2 separate regions of the Homo sapiens genome follow, and region 1 is linked to region 2. The links are chromatin loops, found by intact Hi-C in ENCODE. Cell type or tissue: gastrocnemius medialis. All regions are shown on one strand. Links, peaks and the distances in the headings refer to the core of each region. The heading gives the core; the rest is flanking DNA.

Region 1 (10,992 bases), core at 1,663-9,662, 62 kb before region 2:
AATGTGTCCTGCTCAGCAGCATAAAAGCTCTGAGCCTCCTCTCTTGGAGGTCACAGTGCCCATGGGGAAGGGCAGGGGAGCCAGGCTGTGGATAACTCTTAATTAAATTCCAGTCAACTAGCTGGCATGATGTGCTTGATATTATCTCCCTCATCTGGTCAGGGAGAAACAGAAGCGATGTAACAGAAGTTGGGAGAAAGGAGCGATGTAAAAGTGAAAATCAAGTTTTAAAACCACAAACTTTACATGTTTCCTTTTACGAAAGCTGCACTGAGACCAAAGTTTCCCTGGAAATCTCTTTAGTCCTAAGTTGCTCCAAGACCAAAGGGAGAAACAGCCATTAGTTGGCCCTCTTTCCTATAGCTGGTTGCTCCTCTCACTCTGGGGCAGCTCTGCCTCCCTTCTCTCTCTTTTCCTGCCCTTCCCTGTTCTCTTCCCTCCCTCCCCTTCCTTTCTTCCCTACTTTCCCTGCTCTTCCTCTTCCCTCTCCCTTTCCCTCCTCCTTATCTCCTCTCCCAATTCTCCAAGTTGGGACTGGGGAAGTTTGTAGTCAAAACTCCACTTTCGCCTCACTCTGAGGAAGGAGACTGCCTACCCCTGGGTAGAGCACAGCTTTTATTCTGTAAATTCTCATGCAGTTTCCTTGGGTTTTTAACTGCCTTAGAGGACAGGTCAAAGCAAAAATCACTGAGGTGTAGAATGTCAGCATGAACCCAAAGTTGGAGGTGGAGAGGAGTTAAGCTGAGTAATGGGGTCAAAGTGTGATCTGCTCTCTGCCTGGTGCATTTAAACTTCCAGCATTGGAGAATGTTCAAGAACAATGTCAGGGGCCCAGGAGGGAGCATAATAATGTGAAGTCAAGTGTCTTCTGGAGAAACCCTTGGAATTCTTAGTTGCCGTGGCTTTGGGGGGCATTTCAGTGAATTCTGCAGAGCTTGCCCTGCCCAAACCTGGTGTGGAGAGCCAGGCAGTCTTGGGCTACCCAGGAGATGGTTACTCAGGGAAAGTTCTAGCACCCAGCACAGGAAGCAGGCAGGGCCCAGGACCTCTGATATGGATCTTGGTAAATACCATTTTCTCTGGGCATTCCCTCCAGGGGAACCTCCCTGCCCAGTACCAGCTGGGTCTGCAGGTTCTAACAGGTTTCAGGCTGAGCCTCCCAGGTTTCCCAGATGGAACAGATAACCTTCCTTGGGAAGGAAACTATTCCCCTCCAGGAAGGGCCTGCTCCCTCAGGATGCCACTGAGGCCTTGGCCTGGCCTCGCTTGTGGAATCAGTTTAATCCTTTTAAGCCTTCTGTTCTTACAGCTAGAAGTGGGGAACCAGGGGGTGCAATTCCTGAATAAAGCACACTTTCGTGCGCGTGCACACACACACACGCACACATACACACACTTTTAGAGAGACTTCCTGAGGTCAGAGCTGAGCTGGGGCCCTGATCCTCACCCGATGAACCCCCTTGACTCACCATCCTCACTTACAACGCCGCTTCTCCCCAGCCCTCCAGCTCCTGAGCCCCTCCAGACACTGCCATTTATACCCAAAGTGCCGAGTCTGGAGTCCCAAGCCAGCTCACTCACAGAGAGGAGGGCAGGGAATGTTGCTCTGGAGGCTGCTGCCTTTCAACAAGTCCCCAGTCCTATGTCACCACCGCGACCTCACAGTCCCAGATGTCCACTCTATGACTTTTAGCCCTGAGCTTTCCAGAGTGTGATGCTGAGGCCTCATCTGAGGATGAGAACTCCAACAACAGGGAAAACCTTGATTAGCGAGCCCTGGGAGGGTAGCAGAAGATGTAGGGTATAAGGCTATGATTTGAATGTGAGCAGGTACAATGCAAACTGCTGGCAAGGCAGCAGTGCTCAGGCAGCAGATGTGTTTCTAGTGGCCTCCAGGATCACTGGAGTGGCCTGTGCCTCCTCAGGGGAAAAGTAAGGGTGAACTCCTCTGTTATTTGTGGAATTTTACATCCTGGGCCTCCAACTGTTCTGCCTGCTAAGAGGTAATGATCTGGCTTATTATATCTCTAAGGTCTGGGATTACATCTTAATAATGAACCTCTCACACAAAAGACTGAAGAAAATGTCCAGAAGAGGTTTTATGTCTTCTATAGCTTGGTTTGAAAGCAATGCTTTCTTTATTTTTTTTCATTGTTGTTTCAGCAAAGGGGTGAGCAGTAAACTTGGGGGTCACATACAAGTTTGGTTTCCCCGTGGTTCTGAATGTCTAATTACTAATTCAAGGGAGGTTGATCTTGGGACCCTCAACTCTCAATGCACCCATAGCTGGTTTCAGGGGAGTCTGTGGACCTTCTGAAATGACTTGTATATAAAACTTTATGTGTCTAAGCTTAGGGAAATTTTTTTTTTGAGACAGAGTCTCGCTCTGTCACCCATTCTGGAGTGCAATGGCACAATCTCAGCTCACTGCAACCTCCGCCTCCCGGGTTCAAGCAATTCTCCTGCCTCAGCCTCCCCAGCAGCTGGGATTACAGGCACCCGCCACCACGCCTGCCTAATTTTTGTATTTTTAGTAGAGACAGGGTTTCACCATGTTGGCCAGGCTGGTCTCGAACTCCTGACCTCAGGCGATCTGCCTGTCTTGGTCTTCCAAAGTGCTGGGATTACAGGGGTGAGCCACCGTACCCAGCCAGCTTAGGGAAATTTTTACTGGGAGAGGTCCATAATACTCATCGGATACTCCAGGGGGTCTGGACTCCTCCACTTAACTACTCCAAAGATTGAGGAGACTTGAAGATTCCCTAAGTTCATGGCACTAATGCTAAATTAATGGTAAATGCGGTGGGACTCCTTCCAGTGGGAATATGATATTGGTCAGGACACTTCACCTTGGTGGACTTTCATTTCCTCACCTACAAAAGGAGGAGATGGGCTATGAGTGTAAGAAAGAGATCTGAACTCTTCTCTTCCAGGGTGGGATGTCAATAAATAATGCCTAAACATAAAACAATCAAGGTAAAACAATATTAGCATGTTATATAGAGATATGGAGATAATAGCAAAAGAATCATTTTAAAAAGATCCAAAGTGGTTGCTCTAGGGAGCAGTACATGGTTAGGGAATGTCAGGGAACTGAGGTTTTTGTTACACAGCTTTGTAGAACCATCTGACTTTCTAAACCACGTGCAAGTGTAATTTGATAAAAATTACCAATTACATTGGAAAATTAAAAACAAAATTAATTACAAACACTGAGGCAAAGAAATGGAACAGAATAACAAAAAATATGAGATTAAACCGGCTTTTTTTTAAAAAAAAAGCCAAGTTCACTTTTTAACTTTTAAAAAACACAATTTCCTTAAGTAGGAAATGCCAGGAGTGATAAGTGACCAGATTGCTTGTCACTTAAGTTTTACTGCAAACTAATTCCCACGAGAGAAAGGGGATGTGAGGTGCTTCCCCACAAGGGTACGCTTTTCCATCTGTACCCTTGTGGGTCGAGAACCACGGAGACCCTGGGAAAAGTTGGGAGGCAGGGATTTAGGAGTTGCACAGTCCCCTCATTGGATGAGTCACCTGAGACACACAGTGGGATGCTTCTCTACTCAGGGTCCCTTCCTCGGAGGTGAAGAGGAAGGCCGGCAGGCAGGGTCACAAGAGCACAGCTCTGCACTTGTGAAAAAGACCTTTTTTGACATAGGAACGAAGAACATTTATGCATGAAGAGTGTGGAGTGCGAAGTAGTGGGTGACTTTTGTTCTCTTTCTGGCAGAACTTTGCCTACACATTCCTACTACCCCTGGAATTCTAACTCAGATGTGGGTAGCAGCTTCCTCAAAGAGAAACTTTTTCCCAGCTGGGTGCTGTGGCTCACACCTGTAATCCCAGCCCTTTGGGAGGCTGGAGTGGGCAGATCGCTTGAGCCCAGGAGTTTGAGATCAGCCTGGGCAACATGGTGAAACTCCATCTCTGTGAAAAATACAAAAATTAGCCAGGTGTGGTGGTGCGCGCCTGTAATCCCAGCTACTAGGGAGGCTGAGGTGGGAGGATTGCTTGAGCCCAGGAGGTTGAGGCTGCAGTGAGCTGCGATCACACCACTGTACTCCAGTGACAGAGTGAGACCCTGTCTCACAAAAAGAAAGAGAAAGAGAGAAAGAAAAAGAAAAAGAAGAAAGAGAGAGAGCGAGAGAGAGAGAAAGAAAGAAAGAAAGAAAGAAAGAAAGAAAGAAAGAAAGAAAGGAAAGAAAGAGAGTGGGAGGGGAGAGACAGAGAGAGAGAGAAAATGTAAAGTGGGAAAAAGCAAGACACAGAACACTATTTCCAGTATGCCAATGTTTGTGTGAGGAGAAAGAGGGAGATCAATGCATATGTGTGTGTAGCCATGCCATGAAAGGGCTCCCAATCATCAGCTAACCTCCTTGTCTAATGGAAGCAGGGAAGGTAGAGTGGGAAGAAGAGCTTCTACTGTATATACCATTTGATGGCTTTTGGGTTTTGAGCCACATGAAATTATTGCCTATTCAGGTAATAAAGTTTAGCTTCTCTAAGATGTCTGGAAGGCACCTGCTCAAGAACCCCCTCCTGCTTCCATGAGCCTCTGCATGAACCAACTGCCTGTGCTGCTGACTGGAGCACAGTTGCCCTGAGAAGCTGCTGTTCTGATGCAGACTCAGAAAAAGTTTCAATTTGGCCGGGCATGGTGGCTCACGCCTATAATCCCAGCACTTTGGGAGACCAAGGCAGGCGGATCACCTGAGGTCGGGAGTTTGAGACCAGCCTGACCAACATGGAGAAACCCCATCTCTACTAAAAATACAAAATTAACCAGGCGTGACGGTGCGTGCCTGTAATCCCAGCTACTCAGGAGGCTGAGGCAGGAGAATTGCTTGAACCCAGGAGGCAGAGGTTGCAGTGAGCCGAGATCGCGCCACTGCACTCCAGCCTGGGCAACAAGAGCAATACTCCACCTTGAAAAAAAAAAAAAAGAAAAAGAAAAAGTTTCAATTTCTGGGCATCGACCTCCTTTTCAATTTCGCTCATATCAAAACAAAATCTGTAGTGTTTTCCATTACTCATCTGGTTCCATTGTACTTACTTACTGTGTTTTGTTCTTTGTAGGTTCCAAGTGGACTTATTTTGGTAAGTAGAGATTTTAAATACTTTTTTGTTGAAAAGAAAATAGAAATGGTTGTATTTAATGAGAAAAACAGAAACTTCATGCTCTGTGGAGGTGATTTTGAAGGGTCGGAAGCACAGTTCTTGTATTGTAGAAAGAGAGTACAAAGGCATCTCCTAAGAACACTTCAACTTGGGTTGCATACTGCACTTTCTCCAAGCAGGCGAGCCTGCTCCAGGCACAGGACTGTGAGTCATAGTGTCCAGGCTTCAGATTCCTGCAAGGATTTCTACCAAACCTCCAAGATTTGGAGGTAACTTGCCCCACCTCCGGACTGCAAGGGTCCTGGGCAGGAGAGAGCCTTTCTCCCTTGCAGGACACATATCCTATTATAAACAAAGAAGAAAGGGCTCCTCTCTGAAAGTTTGGCTGAGGTCCCAGAACTTAAGCTGTCAGTATGTCTAGAATTAACTTCTTGTTGCCGTGATTGTAAGCTAGCGATGGATGAAGAGGTGTTGGTCAGTGCTTAGTGAAAGAGGGATGCTTGTCTTAAATGAAGCGAGAGGAGCACCAGTGTGCTTGTTGCCTGGGCTTTCTGTGGGACGGTCTCCAAGAGCATGTTAGCCCCATCTGGCAGGCCTGCCAGAGAAGCAGCTGGAAATCAGCTTAGCTGGAGAGTTGCAGTGAATTAGAAATTGGTCATTGGCTGGAATGGATGTGGCAGGCCAGACACCTGAGTCCCCTGGCCAGTGCGGGAATGTTGATAATGTCTTGTTGGGGCACAGCCACAGAAGATGCACAAGATCGATTGTTTTGGTAGCAGAAGGGTGGAACTGACTCACTGGCACAGGAGGCATTTTAAGCAAGCAGGGTTGTGGCCAAAGTTAAAGCCACAGGATGCAATGGCTGTGGGCGGGGACAGGCGGGAAGTTGATTACTACAGTGGAAGCACCGTCCAGAGAAAGATCTGACACCAATTTGCATAGGTCAGCCTTTGGAGGTTCACCAGCCCAAGATGCATAGAAAAGTCACTGAACTGACCAACCAGCTACCCACAGGCCAAGGTCCCCTCAGCCCCAGCACTGCACGGCTCCGTTATTGCTAACATCCCTTATGTACTGATTATGTGCACAGCACATTGCTAAGTGGGTGGGTAATAGAAGGGTAGGCTGTGGTCCATAGTTGGGAATTACTTAAAGCTCACAATTCAAAGCAGAACATAATAGGTAATAATAACATCATAAACAAATGCTTCAGAGATCTGAGTGCTCAAAGGAGGGCGAGTGTGCTAGGGCTAGATGGTCAGGGAAGGCCTCCTGGAGGAGGAGGGCTTTCACCTGGGCCTTGGAAGATAAGGAGGATTCGGTGAGTGGGGAGTGGGTGCTGTTGGCTAAGGTGATGTTGAGCAGAAGCAAGAAAGAGCAAGGTGGTGTTCGAGGAAAGCATGTGGAGAAGGGTTGATAGCGGAGTCACGGGCTCTAAGGTCAGAGAGATAGGCTGGGTCAAACAGGGGAGGTGTGGAGGGTCAGGGCAGGCCTTTCCCACTTTGTCCTGCTCCTGGAGGGGCAGGGCAGGGAGTAAGTCTGTGTTTTAGGAAGAGTTACTTGGTGGTAGGAGGTGGAGGGGGAAGGATGGAGGGAGGCAGGAAGGTGTTTGGCCTGTGGAGAAACCCCGTTCCGTGTCTTCACATCCAGTTTACAGTGGTGGCAGTGAGGGGGAAGGCCAGGCCAGGATAAGAGAACTGACAAAGTAAGAATCGCAGAATCTGGGCCACAGGGCCCCTTGGGCAGGTTCCGTGTGTAGGAGGTGACAGGCATGGAAAGAAGGTGGCACTTGGGTTCTGGGCTTTATTCCATATGATCCCCAGTAAGCCATTTCAGCCCCAGGACTTCACTTTCCCCATCTGTAACCTGGAGGAGGGGTTGTCTAGACCAGTGTTTCTCAAACTACGGCTTGGGATCACCCACATCAGGATCACCTGGAATACTTCCCCAAAATGCAGATTTCTAGGCCTTGGGCTAGACCTGGGAAAGGGAGGGAGCCTGAAAAACCTGTATTCTTAACGCACTCCCCAAGTGATTCTTAGCTGCACTCTATCAGAGAATCACTGACCCATGGTTCCCAAGACCTGTCTATCCAGAGAGAGGAAGCTTGCCCCACCTCTTCTGCTGGCCTCTCAGGTATGATAGAAACACAGATCACATCTCTACGGGGTCCTCTATCCCTATCTCTCTGTTACAGCCCTCCTGGGCAGAATGAGATGGCGACAGGGAACAGAGACATTGTGTGAAGGTGTGGGAGGACAAATTTTTTTTTTTTTTTTGGAGTCTCATTCTCACCCAGGGTGGAGTGCAGTGGCGTGATCTTGGCTCACTGCAACCTCTGCTTCCTGGGTCCAAGGGATTCTCCTGCCTCAGCCTCCCAAGTAGCTGGGATTACAGGGGTGTGCCATCACGCCCGGCTAATTTCTGTATTTTTATTAGAGATGGGGTTTCACCATGATGGCCAGGCTGGTCTCGAACTCCTGATCTCAAGTGTTCTGCCCACCTCGGCCTCTCAAAGTGTTGGGATTACAGGTGTGAGCCACCATGACTGGCTGGGAAGAGAATCTTAACTGCCTCTTCATCATGACGTGGTGTTCGCCAAGGGCGGGCTTCTCAGTGCAGCCACACTGACCTGTCCAGAAGCATTTCTCCCTGACCACTAGCTCTGGCCAGCCCTCTGTCCCTCCTACCCTGCATAATTAGAGCAGCTCTTTGCTGAGGAAGCAGAGGGCAGAGTCTAATGATGCATGGACATGCATGGGGTAAGCACAAAGGCAAGTCTGGTTTTTATTAGTGACATGGGCATGTGTGATGTGGAGTCAGCCCTCAGAGGGGACGTGCAGGAGAGGACAGATGGAAGACAGCTAAGGAGGCAAACTCCTCCTGAGGTCTTGGCTAGCTCCTCCTTAGGTCCTGGCTGGCAGCTGGCACCTGTGCTCAGGGCTGCACAGGTAGACAGAGGGCCCAGCATAAGTGCTGGAGGGAAACGGCTTCCAAGCAATAAGGGCCGCACTGAATGGGGCAAGTCCAACCAAAGGCTCCGTGCTGGGCATGGTGGCTCATGTGCAGAACTCAGCTTCTTTGCACGTACACTGCTGAGTCATTCTCCAGGGGCCTCCCACTGTCTGGCACACATGGTAGGACTTTTAGAAGTACAAAAAAGGGAGTTCTACCCCTACATCCTCATAGCTGAGTCACCAGGCTGACTGCATGGATGGCTCCTCCCTGGAGAGAGGAGGACCATCTGACTGCCAAGATGGGGCCAGCGCCACCTCTTTGAGCCCCTCCTAGGGTGCTGAAACAGCAGCTGAATGGCTGCTGGGCTTAGCATGGCTGAGGTGGCATCATGAGAGAGAGGCTGGGGATGATGTGACATGGACCTTCCCCGCCGGAAATCAGTCCCGCATCAATCCCGCTGAGCCCGGCAGCTTCACTTGCTGTGAACTGAGGACAGCTGCAGGTCAGGTTGTCATGTGAGCTAAGGACAAACTCCAGCCTGCTAAGGTATCAGAATATGTGCCCTGTGGGGGATGAAGATGACCGGAAGGAGGCAGGAAGGGTTGTGGGCACGTTCAGGTCCTTGGTGTGGGTGCTGCAGTCAGTTTTTGAGCATTCATCCAGCTGTTTGCTTATGGTCTACACACTTTTCGGTATATATTTCATATTCAATAAAAGAGTTACAAAGTTCCAGCTGGCTGGGAGATTCATCCTTACTCTGATAGCTTTTTTAGTCCTTCCCCAAGAAAAAACCAAACCAAACCAAAACAAAACAAAAAACCCAAAAACAAAACAAAAAAAACCCTAGTGTGTTCAAAACAACAGAGCAACCAGAAAGAATGACTGTATTGGAGCTAGACCCGAGAGCACATCATGTTAGCTGAGAATGGGCGTGGTGTTTCATCCCTGATGATATCAGATATTGGCTTGCTGCTTCTTGGATGTGAGCTGGTTGAGAAATAGATGAAAACCCCTGTTTGCTCAAGATCTGCAAAGTCTTAAACGCGATGGGATGGCAGAAGAACATGGATGACAAGCCTTCCTCCTGGAGGGTGCGCCAACCCCTATCACAGCCCCACAGGGCACCCGCGAGGCCAGCCCCTCCATCCTGTTCAGGAAACCTTGGAAAGAAGGTGGCCTGGCACGGGGGTGCCAGGTGGCTGGCTGTGGCTGTGGCCGCACATGCTTACAGGTCAGCCTGCCCAGTTCTCTGTTGCGGCAGGCCAGCCCTCGTGGCCCTCGGCTCTGGCAGGACTCGGTGTGAGCCGGGCAGTGCTGTGCATTCCTTTTGCTGCACTCCTTGGTTCCTCTCCCAGATAATACATTGTCCGTCTTAAAGAATTTCCTTTGGAAATCAGGGGGAGATCCTCCACTGGGGCAAACCTCATTTTCATGTCCCTGAAGTCCTCCAGGCCCACACCTCCACCCGCCTTCTGTCCTGTATCTGCGGAAATATTTATTTTCTGTAATGAACTTTCTTGGGGCTCCAGACACCCTCTCAGCCTCTTCCCACACAGAACTAGAAATGGAACACATGAAAGGAGGCCAGGAAGCAAACTCTTGACTTTCTATTCTTCAGCAGTGATAAAGGCACTGTGTGACCTCACACCTGAATTGCAATATAAAAAGCAGGCTGCAGTGAGAGCTCAGGGGAGACTCAAAACAGCAGGGAGCACCTGCAATTAATAGACCGAGGGCTCTTGTCTCTATCAAAGGGAGGGAGGCTTGGCCATCTCAAAACATTCCAGCCACTTCTCGCGACTCCCAGCTGCCATCCTGAGGATGAATAAGGGGCACAAAGTACTCTCAGGAGAGCCGGAAAAGGCCAGACATGTTTTTCTTTTTTCTTTTTTTTCTTTTTTTTTTTGAGATGGAGTCTCGCTCTGCCACCCAGACTGGAGTGCAGTGGTGCAATCTTGGCTCACTGCAACCTCCGCCTCCCAGGTTCAAGCGATTCTCCTGCCTCAGACTCCCAAGTAGCTGGGATTACAGGCACCCACCACCACGCCCGGCTAATCTTTGTATTTTTAATAGAGACGGGGTTTCACCATGTTGACCAGGCTGGTCTCGAACTCCTGACTTCAGGTGACCCACCTGCCTTGGCCTCCCAAAGTGGTGGGATTACAGGCATGAGCCACCGTGCCCCGCCCAGATATGCTTTTCCTATCTTTTCTTTTTTTCTTTTTTTTTTTTTTTTGAGACAGGGCTTTGTCATCCAGGCTGGAGTGCAGTGGCACAATCACTGCTCGCTGCAGCCTCCATCACCTGGGCTCAAGGGATTCTCCTGTCTCAGCCTCCCAAGTAGCTAGGACGTATGCCACCATGCCAGGCTAATTTTTAAATTTTTTAGTAGACACAGGCTACATTACCAGGCTGGTCTTGAACTCCTGGCCTCAAATGAGCCTCCCGCCTCGGCCTCCCAAAGTGTTGGGATTACAAGGGTGAGCCACCGTGCCTGGCAGACATGTTTTTCATACCAGCACACTGAATTCCTATCCCCAAATCCCATGGATTTCTGCTGGGGTTAGAAATCCGACCCCCTATCTTGAATTAAATCTGTGTTGTAGTTTCAGTTACTTCTAATTGAAGTTGTGACATCTAGGGTCTGTCTGGATGTGGTGTGGCCCGCCTACTCATAGTTACTTCTCATCTTTCCTGAATTGCAGAATTGGGGTTTGTGCGTATCCTGGAGGCTTTTGGCCTGTGGCTGCCAAAATGCCTACATTTTTGTGTTCACAGCTGGCCTCATCAGCTGAGTAAAAACATAGGGAAGCTAGCATTAGTTCCTAAAGACAGGCATAGTGGAACAGAGGATGAGGCAGAAAACCAGGAGGAAGAAGCGGAAACTTTACAGACCCCAGAACCAGGCGACCT
Region 2 (10,992 bases), core at 907-8,906:
GTGGAGGTTGCCATGAGCTGAGGTTGTGCCACTGCACTCCAGCCTGGGCAACAGAGCAAGACTCCATCAAAAGAAAGAAAGAGAGAGAGAGAAGAAACAAAGGGGGCAGGTTAGATAGACTCAGGTGACTGAACTCCCACCCTGTGGGATCTGACACTATCTCCAGGTAGATCATGTTGGAATTGGAGGGCACCCAGCCCGCGTCTGCTGCTTGGTGTGTGGTGAAAAAACCTACACCTCTGGTCATGGAAGTCTTCTTCTGCGTTGATATTACTGTGGTGGTATGAGAGCAGAGGAAAAACACAGTTTGAGAGAGCTTTTCCCGAAACACAAACAGAAATTGCCAGCCCCGCTGTACAGAAGAGCAGTATGTACAGAATGCTATGTGTCCATCAAAAGAAGAGTGACTAACCAAATTATAGTATCTCTGTAAAATAGAATGCTATTCAGCAATAAAAATAGCAAATTCTTGATATATACAAAAATATAGAGGATATCTCAGAAAATTATGTTGAGTGAAAGACGCCAGACACAAAAGAGTACATTTTGTGTTACTCTACGTATATGAAGTTCAAAAACAAGTGAAACTGGCCAGGCGCAGTGGCTCATGCCTGTAATCTCAGCACTTTAGGAGGTCAAGGCGGGCGGATCACCTGAGGTCAGGAGTTTGAGACCAGCCTGGCCAACATGGTGAAACCCCATCTCTACTAAAAATACAAAAATTAGCCGGGTGTGGTGGCGCATGCCTGTAGTCCCAGCTATTTGGTAGGCTGAGGCCAAGGAATCACCTGAACCTGGGAGGCAGAGGTTGCAGTGAGCTGAGATTGTGCCACTGCACTCCAGCGTGGGTGACAAAGGCTCCGTTTAAAAAAAAAATAAAAAACAAAAAAAACCCACAACAACAAATGAAACTGATCTATGGCAATAGAAGTGGGAACTAGCGGTTGCCCCTGTGGATGATCTGGAAGGGAGACGGAACCAGCAGGGAAGGAAATGTTTTATATCTTGATTGGGGTGGAGCTTACACAAGTGTACACATTTGGTAAAATTCATCCAGCTGTACACTTTGAATCTGTGCGTTTTATTGTATGTAAATTGTTCCTTGATTTTAAAGGAAAGTGTAAAGAGATCACAGTGGAAAAGGTTATTTGCTTTTCTGGGCCTAATCAGGAAAGACTTCCCAAAGGAAGTGACATTTGAGCAGGATCTTGAAGGAGGAATAGGACATTTTCTGGTTGGAGCTAAAAACAAGAACTAAAATGTGGAGGTTGAGAGTCAACGTGCATCTCAGTAGAGGAGACCTCACGGATGTGTTTGAGAATGTCTGAGAAAGGAGGGTTGGGAATGGTGTGTGCAAGGAAAATAAAAATCTTGGGACCCCAAACTTACTGTGCCAAAGGGAAAAGTTCAGTTTGGGAACTGAGTCATGCAAAAACTGCCTTCCATTTTGTTTCTAAATAGCTAGCTGCAAAAATAGAGGGCCAAGTCCCTCCCCAGGAAGAGCCCCCCTCCACATAATTTGCTTACAAGGAAATTCCTTGTAGGCCCCAAGATATTTACCCTGAAACAATTCTGTTGGATTTCCCCCGACAATGTAAATTAACAGCATATCTTCACAGGTATGGGAGAAAGACAGAAGTCATCCCTTCACTCACCTGAGACAAATGCATATTTGACTGCTTCCTCTACTCGGTGTTTATCTTACAGAAAAATGCAGATTCTCGGAGCACAAGATGAATGCATAATTGACTGTTCCTCTACCCCCTCCTTTCATGAGTAAAATGCAGACTTAGTGAGCACGAATCAAAGCCTAATCAAAGTCTTGAGATAATGTAACCTCTTGCCTTTTTTATCTACTTTCCTTTTTTTTTTTTTTTTTTTTTTTTTTTTTTGAGATGGAGTCTCACTCTGTCACTCAGGCTAGAGTGCAGTGGTGCGATCTCGGCTCACTGCAACCTCCACTTCCCGGGTTCAAGCGATTCTCCTGCCTCAGCCTCCCGAGTAGCTGGGACTACAGGTGCGTGCCCACCACGCCCAGCTAATTTTTTGTATTTTTAGTAGAGATGGGCTTTCACCGTTATTAGCCAGGATGGTCTCGATCTCCTGACCTCGTGATCTGCCCGCCTCGGCCTCCCAAAGTGCTGGGATTGCGGGCGTGACTGTGCCCAGCCCCCCTCCTCCCTTTTCTTTCTTTCCTCTTTCCCCTATGGTCTCTTCTTTCCCTTTAAATATTGAAGTCCTAAAACCCTCTTTGGAAAAAGCATGGATCACAGACTTCCTGTGATTTGTGTTCCTTTTTCCTAGGTGCATCCTCGACCTTGACAAAATAAACCTCTCAATTGAGGCTTGCCTCGGTCTTTTTCTTTGGTTTACAGGTGGGAGACAGAAAAAAGTGGTTGGGATCAGATTACAAAAGACCTTGAATAATATCCACTTTCTACCAAGGACAAAGAGAAATCATGAAAGTGCTTAGATTATGGTTTTGTCTGATTACATAAATAATGCATGCCTATTTTTTTGAAAAATGCAAATAATTGTGTATAAAGCAGAAAGTCCCCCCATAATCCTAGCTCCCAAAATAGTCACTTTTAACAATTTAGTGTTAGGCTAAACAATTATCTTTAGCTAACAATTTATTTTCCAGACATTATGTATATTCATATGTATTTTTATACTCATTTTTAAATTTTTAATAAAATGTATTAATAGGATTCTATATTATATGCTGTACAAGGCCCAGCATCATGCCTATTTTCATTCTTAAATTTTCAGTATCTAGCACAATGTCTGGCATAAGAAATACTTGTTGGATGAAAGAATTATCTTTTATTCTTGCTTTTGTTTTCTAGCACATCCTGGATATCCTCATTCTTTTCAGTGGCTATACAATGTCCTGCTGCTTGATGCAATGCCCTATTGATAGGCACTTGCTGCAAATTCCTTACTGTTACAAGACTATTACAAGATCCATGTGTACTTGGATGTATTTCTGTGATACTGTGAAATATATATTTGATCTTCATCTCTGTTTCCTGGCAAACAATTCCTAAAACCTTAGAATCTCCAAAGAGATGTCTTTTTGTACATGATGACTGACTGAAAGCTAGCAGTCCCTAGGCAGCTTCAGGATGGGGCTGGTCTCCAGAAAGCCCATGGCAGGATTACAGGGTTGGGTCTTTGATTACTACCCCTAACCTCTCGGAAGGAGAGGAGGCTCAAGATTAAGTTGACAGCCAATGGCCAAAGGTTTAATCAATCATGCCTATGTAATGAAGTCTCCATAAAAGATTCAAGAGGACAGAGTTTGGGAAGCTTCTCAATAGTGGACCGTGTGGAGGTTCTTGGAGGGTGGCACACCAGAGAGGACATGAAAGCTCTGTGTCGCTTCCACCACACCTCGCCTTATGAATCTCTGCATCTGTATCTCGCTTCCACCACACCTCGCCTTATGAATCTCTGCATCTGTATCCTTTATAATACACTTTATAATAAACCAGCAAATGTGTTTCCCTGAGTTCTGTGAGCCACTCCAGCAAATTAATTGAACCCCAAAGCAGGGTTGTGGGAACCCCAACTTGAAGTTGGTCAGTCTGAAGTTCAGGAGGCCTGGATATGCAACTGGTGTCTGAAGGGAGCGTGGTTTTGGGGACTGAGCCCTGAACCTGTGGGATCTGATGCTATCTCCAGGCAGACAGTGTTGGAATTGAATTAGAGGACACCCAGCCGGTGTCTGCAGCAGAACTGATTGCTTGCTTGTTCAGAGAATAGAAAAAACTGTGAGTTTGTGGTCTTTTTCCTCTGACACACCATTTCTATGGGACAAATTCCTAGAAGAGGAATTTGCTGGTTCAAAATATGCACATCTCAAAACTGCATAAATGTAACAGATTCTGCTAAATTACCACCCGAGGGTTGTACTAATATCCTTTTTCATAATATGTCGTTTCTACCATATGCTCAACAATCCTTGTTATTATCAATCCTTTTCACCCTTGATAATCTGATAGTCCAAAATTATTTTCTTGTTTTGCTTTTATTATTCGTGGTTTAGCATTTTGTTTTATGTTTATTGACTGTTTGCATTTTTTCTGTGAATTATCTGTTTATATGCTTTGATCTCTTTTTACTGTATCATTAATTTTTTTAATTATAGAAGCTTTTTATATATTATAGGTGACAATTCTATATATGTCAAAAATATTTCTCCCCGTCTTCTTTGTTTAGAATGTCTTTTGCACTGCAGTTTTAAAGTTGTATGTAGTCAAATCTGTTTTCTTTCCTCTTTGTAGTTTGTAGCCTAAGTGAAATGTAGAGAAAAGCTCTCCTCCTTTAGACTATAAAACTATTCTAATTTTAAAAGATTCTTTTATGGTTTTATTTTTTGCATTTGAATCTTTAATATGTTTAAATAAGTGAAAGTAAAAACTTAGCTTTGCTTTTTTTTCCCAAATATAATCAAATAAATGATCAAACAGACCCATTTATTGAATAACATATGCTTTCCCCACTGACTTAAAATGCCAATTTTACCATAAATGAAATTCCCATATATACCCGGGCCTGTTCTGAAACTCTACATTCATATCCATGAGTGCAGATTTGTGATATATGTTGGTATCTAGTAGGATAAACAGAAACATTTCACACAACTTTATTCCCTGCGAGTGGCACTGTTATCAATCCGATCTAGATTAGGTAAATTAACAGGACACAAGTTCAGTTATCCCTTTGATAAATTATCAAAAAATTTAAATATTGGCATACCAGGTATTCTTTCATAGTGTGTATATAGCCATTTAATATGGAGAATTGAAATTTCAATCATGACATTTTGTTTAGTTGTTACAGAACAAAAAGTTATGTGTAATAGTGATTCTATATTGCCTATAAACATGTACATTTTAATAATTGTTTTCTTTATAAAAACTACAAATTCAACGTATTTAATAGATACAGAGGATGTCCAGTTAGCTCTAACATATAAAGAGCTTGGAAGCCATCACTCCCATCCTTACAAGAAAAAGCTAAGCAAATGGAAAAATCAACAATTCTTTTGAACCCATCAGAGAACTGAGGTCTCAGGGTAAACCACCACTCCAAAATCTGGAGAGAGAGGTGAATCCAGAGTCACAGCTGAGATTTGCTTACCTGGAGTGCAAGCTGCTGGAGCCATAAACTGGTAGTAACACTTAAATGCTAATGTTGACAAATTGCTGGAGTCTGAGTATGGACTAGTGTAAGGGTGAGAAATACTGTCTTCATTGTAAAATACATCCAGAGTGTTTTCCACAACAAAAGCCTCTCTCCAAGGAAAAAGACTTTACCAAAGCCGTAACCCAGCTGGGGAAAGTTACCTTTCTTCTCCAGCCACCTTCTAGCTTCCTGTCTTATCTAAGGGGGAAAAAGTTAAGAAACTCTCAGCCCAGGGATTCAGGCCCATGAAAATACTGAGATTTAGATTTTATTATTATAATTTTATTATTATACATGTCCCCTCCTCCACATCGCACTGCCATACCAACAGGGCTCTAGTGTTAATTTACAGTGGATTACAGCTGAACGAGTTGCAAGACACAGGCTTTCTCTGAAAAGGGGCACTGAGGGAACTCCACAGTCAAAAGGGGAGACAAAAACAAGACCACCAGAGGAATTCGAAGCCTCTGGCACTAACAGCCACAGCAAACATTAAATATAATCCAACTCCTACCTAGATTAACATAAAATTTACACTCAAGGCTTTTAAAATTCAGTTCCTATTACCCAAGAGGCGATGTCTAGCTTTCAACAAATAATTACAAGGCATATTAAGAGGCAAGAAAAAACAAAGTCTGCAGACATAGAAGGATATGCAGATTTTCTTTTCTTTTTTTTTTTTTTTTTTTGAGACGGAGTTTCACTCTTGTTGCCCAGGCTGCAGTGCAATGGTGTTATCTCAGCTCACCGCAACCTCCGCCTTCTGGGTTCAAGTGATTCTTCTGCCTCAACCTCCCAAGTAGCTGGGATTACAGGTGCCCATCACCACGCCTGGTTTATTTTTTGTATTTTTAGTAGAGATGGGGTTTCACTATGTTGGCCAGGCTGGTTTCAAACTCCTGACCTCAGGTGATCCACCCACCTCGGCCTCTCGAGTGAATTTTGTGGGTTTTTTTAAAAAAGGAATTTGTCCATTTACGTTTTAAAATTTATTGGCATTAAAGTTATCCATACTATCCTTTATTAATTTAATAATGTAGGGCCTATAGTGACGTCTCCTGTCATTACTGATACTTGTGCCTTCTCTTTTTTCCATCTGGCCAGAGCTTTACCAGCTTTATTGGTTTTTTTCAAAGAACCAGATTTTTGTTTCATTTTTCCCCATTGTTTTACTGCTATTTATTTGGTTCCTGTTCTTTTATGATTTCATTTCTTCTCCTTATATTAGCTTTAGTTTGCTCTTCTTTATCGAGTTTCTTAAGTAGAGGCTTAGGTCATTGATTTTGAATATTTTTCCTTACCTAATATAAGCATTTAACGTTAAGAATTTCCCTCTCTTGGCCAGGCACAGTACTCATGCCTGTAATCCCAGCACTTTGGGAGGCTGAGGTGGGCAGATCACTTGAGGCCAAGAGTTCAAGACCAGCCTGGCCAACGTGGTGAAACCCCGTCTCTACTACAAATACAAAAATTAGGTGGGCATGGTGGTGCGCACCTGTAGTCCCAGCTACTCGGGAGGCTGAGGCAGGAGAATCGCTTGAACCTGGAAGGCAGAGGTTGCAGTGAGCTGAGATCATGCCACTGCACCCCAGCTTGGTGACAGAGCGAGATTCTGTCTCAAAAAAAAAAAAATCAAAATAAATAAATAAAAGAATTTCCCTCTCTATTCCCTCTTTCAGGTCTTTGCTTTGGCAACTATCCTATCCCTCTCCTACGTCATTTTTTCCTTTCTATGGAGTCATTCTTATCTTAACATAAACATGCAGTTACAGTTACAGTCTACATCATAAGGAAAAAAAGAAAAAAAAACTCTCTTTCCCCCACATCCTCCTTAGGTTCATCATCCCACTGCTCTACAATACCTGTGTTCTCAATGCTGTGTCTACTTCCTCATCTCCTGTTCCGTACAATCCATTCTATTCAGGTGTTCACTCTGATTTCCATCTTGTTTTTATCAAGATCACCAGCAAGTTCCATCTCTCCATACAAAACAATCAATTCTCTCTCCTCTTCTTACCCATTATCCAGCAGCATTTGACATCCTTTCCCCACTGGCTGTCAAGCCACTGCACTCCTTTGGTTTTCCTTCCTTCTTCTCTCCTTTCCAACCTTTCAATTGACTGCCCCCAGGGTTCAGTCCTCAGCTATCACCTATCTATATCCACTACCCAGTGCCCTTCATCCACTTCTAAATTAAGCATCATCTTAGTAGTCAAGCTATTCTATATTATTCCATAATTTGTAGTGCATTTTGTAGTTGCCTTAAAATAATACTTAGGTGTTTTAATCTGTGCAGTTAGATTATATGTTTTCCAAGGACAAAGATCCCCACCATCTCGTTCTTTTCCATCCTTTTGAAGTGCCTAAGCAGTATTCTGTGCATGGTAAGCCCTGAATAAGCACTGTAAACTTCATCTGATTTTGTGCAAGCTCTAAAAAATGTGTAATTTTACTAGTAGCTAGAAGGATTTACAGCGATCCACACTGAGGCAACAAGTACCACTTATAAATTAATTGAGCATTAAAGCCAGGATCTGCTTGGGACTCATAATCTATTATGGTCACCTTACAATGTATCTAATTCTTCTATTGAGACTGGGACCACAACCTGTCCAGAGGTTCCTTCTATTCAGCATTTTCAAAGAGGTGAAAGTAAAATATGCACTTCTTTCCATTAGAGGTTTCTCATGTGTTGAGGCTGGTCATAGGGAAATCTCCATTCCAACTAAATGCCAAACAAGTAACAATTAAATTAGAACCAAAATTCAGTGTTTAAGGGCCAATGAAATTGTACAGGAATCTGGGCTGATACCTGAGGAATGCCCACCTCTTCCACTGGTTTACAGGTTAGAAGCAAAGAGCCCTTGGGACCTGAGAACGTTTCATCCAATAACGTCATCAACATAGCCTGCAACAGCCTCATTTCAAGCCAGAGTGAACAAGCATCAAATGGTTTTGAGTATCGTATCATAATCCCCTATGTATCCTGTCTGATGGCAAGGGCCAAGCTCAACCCTTTAGCTGCACTGTCTCCTCACCAAGGGAAAGAAAGAGAAAAGGACTCTATAGGCTACTCAGAATCACCAGGTAAAAGCTAAATTGTACTCTCCTCTTCACCGGACTCCAATCCTTAGCCACTATTATACAAACATTCTTTAAATTCACCATTTTACAATTAGGAGATTTTGCAAAGCAAGCTTCCAGGATCTTTGAGGATTCCCCCGGCTTGGTTTAAGATACCTCAAGGAAATGCTCTGAACCAAACTACTCCTAAACACACAGATATGAAATAAGCCTTAGGAGTTTTAAATCAGATAAAGAATTTCTCTTTGAAAAAAGTCTCTGAACTGATCAGTCATAAACAACAGAATGTACATCCAAGTTTCATAAGGAGACAAAACACGGTAGTAACATACTGAAGGATACACCATTCCACAGAACAGGAAACACAGGAAATGAGGAGTGCCAGACAATCTTTTTATTGTTCACTGAAAAATGCAGGTCTGCAAAGAGTCAATTGCATTGTATATTGAATGCAAGGTCTGATATTGCAAGTATATATGACATGGTATAACATATAAAATATTACATATTTTACACAGTGACAGTACCCGCCTCTTCTAAACACTAAAATTTAATAGAATGAAGTAAAAAGCCTATTAAATAAGAAACAAACACTGCAATCATAAACAAAATGCACTAAGCAAAATACTTTAAAATTGTTGTGTGTGACATCTATCTTGTCTACCTGGAGTTAGGAATGGTGGAGCCCAGAAAAAAACTGAGCTAACAAAAACAGCCAACACCCTCCAGGAACTCTTCCCTGGAATCAGGCCGCTGGTGCCCGTCACAGGCTGCCCCCATCTGATGACCCAGCCAGGCTTCAGGGCTGCCTGAGGGCCCACACTGAATGCTAACGCCTGTCTGGGGCTGGGCTGAGGTGAATGGGAGGAGTACCAGGTAGGAAGAAGCTTCTCTCCCAACTGCTTATTCTGCATCCATGCTATGGATATGAACACCTAGTGTTTCTGGTGTGAATCTGCCACTCTCCACAAACATTGAAATGTGATTGAGAAGAAAATGTTAACGCTGGGAACAAAAGCCATTTTCTACGCAGTCTGCAGATATCATCATTAATTCCTTTCATCCATGTTTTCATTAAGATGCTCTAAAAGAGGCTGCTGCTATTATACAGCCAGTCAGGCAAGCCAGGATAGAGGTAACAAAATTTCTCCAGTTATAACTAGTAATTCAAATGAATCAAAAATAAATATAGCTTATACTAGAGAGCAACACAGTCTCTATTATTCACATGGTAATATATTCAAGAATTGCAACAATATTCACAATTCTCTAAGGTCAACATATTTCCCTCCAAGCAGAAAATCCTGAATGGAAGGGAGTGTATAACATCAATAACTCCTGTTTGTCTCACATAATATCAGGGCTCAGAAAGCTCATTATAGATAACAAATGCAAAATAAAAAAAAAAAAGCATTTCAATATATGTACAGCAACAGAGGAAGACTAGGCCCTCCCTCTGGGCCTCCTTGGCATAAGGCAAAGCATGGCTATTTGCGACAACAGTGTCTAAGCTGACTCTGGAAAGGCTCATGTTTTACGATAAATCAGAATTACAAAGTTCCTTCATTCACAGGTAACAAAGGATTATTAAATAATTTCCTGAACTAAGACAACAGTCTCACCATCAAAGAAAATTTTCTTCTCATCTGAGTTTTTATAAATGAGATTTTACAATACCCAGCTTTTTTAGTTAATATGAAACCATCGGCGTACAGAGAACATCCTCAAAGCTCAAGATGAGTAAAGCTAATATTCTCAGACTTTCCACACTCTACAGAGCAGCAAATATTTTATCAGAATATCCATTTAACACAGTTTTAAGTCCATAATAACCAACTATGTATTTTTCTTATTCAAAGAAGACCATGTTTTGATAAGAATAATCCCAGTTTGATGAGTATCCTATTCCCCTTGATGTTGTACAATAAATGTCACTGTTGAGTCTCTATATCCTTGACTCTTCCAGTCAAAGGAAAATCCTGTATAAAGCTGGAAAACTGCAAACTCCAGCGGAAGCACTAGTGTTAGTGCTGAAGTAAACTTTAGGGGAATAACCACAGTCGCTTATCAGACTGTTTACAGCATTGATAGAAGCCCTCCTCTTCTTTTATCTCTATTATCTCTATTTTATCTCTAAACATTCTAATATTTTAAACATGGGGGTTCACTGATATCGATAAAGGTCTAGTTCATGAGTAAGGTTTTGGTCTCTGGAATGATGTGTGGCTAGCCCAAAACACTGGCTATGTTAGCTTTAAACATGATCATTCTTCTTCCCACCACAATCTGTCAAACCCGCCCATCCGTCCTGCCACTGTCACTCCCCCAGCCCCTCAGGATTGCTGCTCCTCTCTTCTGAATGTTCTACTGCATGTATGGTATTCACTGAGACATCACTTTAATGTATAGGTCATTTGCATTTCATGCCACCAGCTCCCCAAAAGACATCAACTGGGAACAATTTCTAATAGTAAAGGCACGATTTGCCAGAATTTTCCCTTTATAAAGGAAATCAAAGGACCTGTCTGGAAGCTGAAAGAACACCTTGGGTATTCCTGTAAAGGGAACGCTGTATCTGCTACCAAAACCCAGAGACACTGACTAGATCTAAAGAGCATATGGATTATGCAATAGTGTGAGATTTGGCAGTTTAAGATCTATTTCCAATATTACATTAAGCCATTTGGGTGAAAGTGTTGTTAGTATCACAGGAGC

What was found. Hi-C counts contacts between places; a loop is a spot of excess contacts. Peaks named below come from ENCODE experiments on the same cell type or tissue, not always from the same donor. Only the 100,000 strongest peaks of a DNase experiment are listed, where the experiment ranks them.
Region 1: a loop joins it to region 2, with 3 times the contacts of the local background. A loop is called at or near these places in 5 of 110 quality-filtered maps.

What each region holds. Positions count from the first base shown.
Region 1 is chr15:63,369,766-63,380,757 of GRCh38, reverse strand. It overlaps CA12 (carbonic anhydrase 12), which reads left to right. Exons shown (of 11, transcript NM_001218.5): 2 at 5,080-5,100. Among named protein-coding and RNA genes, the nearest start is that of CA12, 6.6 kb to the left of the region's middle. In gastrocnemius medialis, for the core only: no CTCF peak of the experiment used is centred there; DNase peaks (open chromatin) are centred at 5,304, 5,959, 8,277, 9,027 and 1 weaker place; H3K27ac peaks cover 289 bases; H3K27me3 peaks cover 540 bases.
Region 2 is chr15:63,306,784-63,317,775 of GRCh38, reverse strand. It overlaps APH1B (aph-1B gamma-secretase subunit), which reads right to left. Exons shown (of 6, transcript NM_031301.4): 6 at 8,650-10,992. Among named protein-coding and RNA genes, the nearest start is that of APH1B, 35 kb to the right of the region's middle. In gastrocnemius medialis, for the core only: no CTCF peak of the experiment used is centred there; no DNase peak of the experiment used is centred there.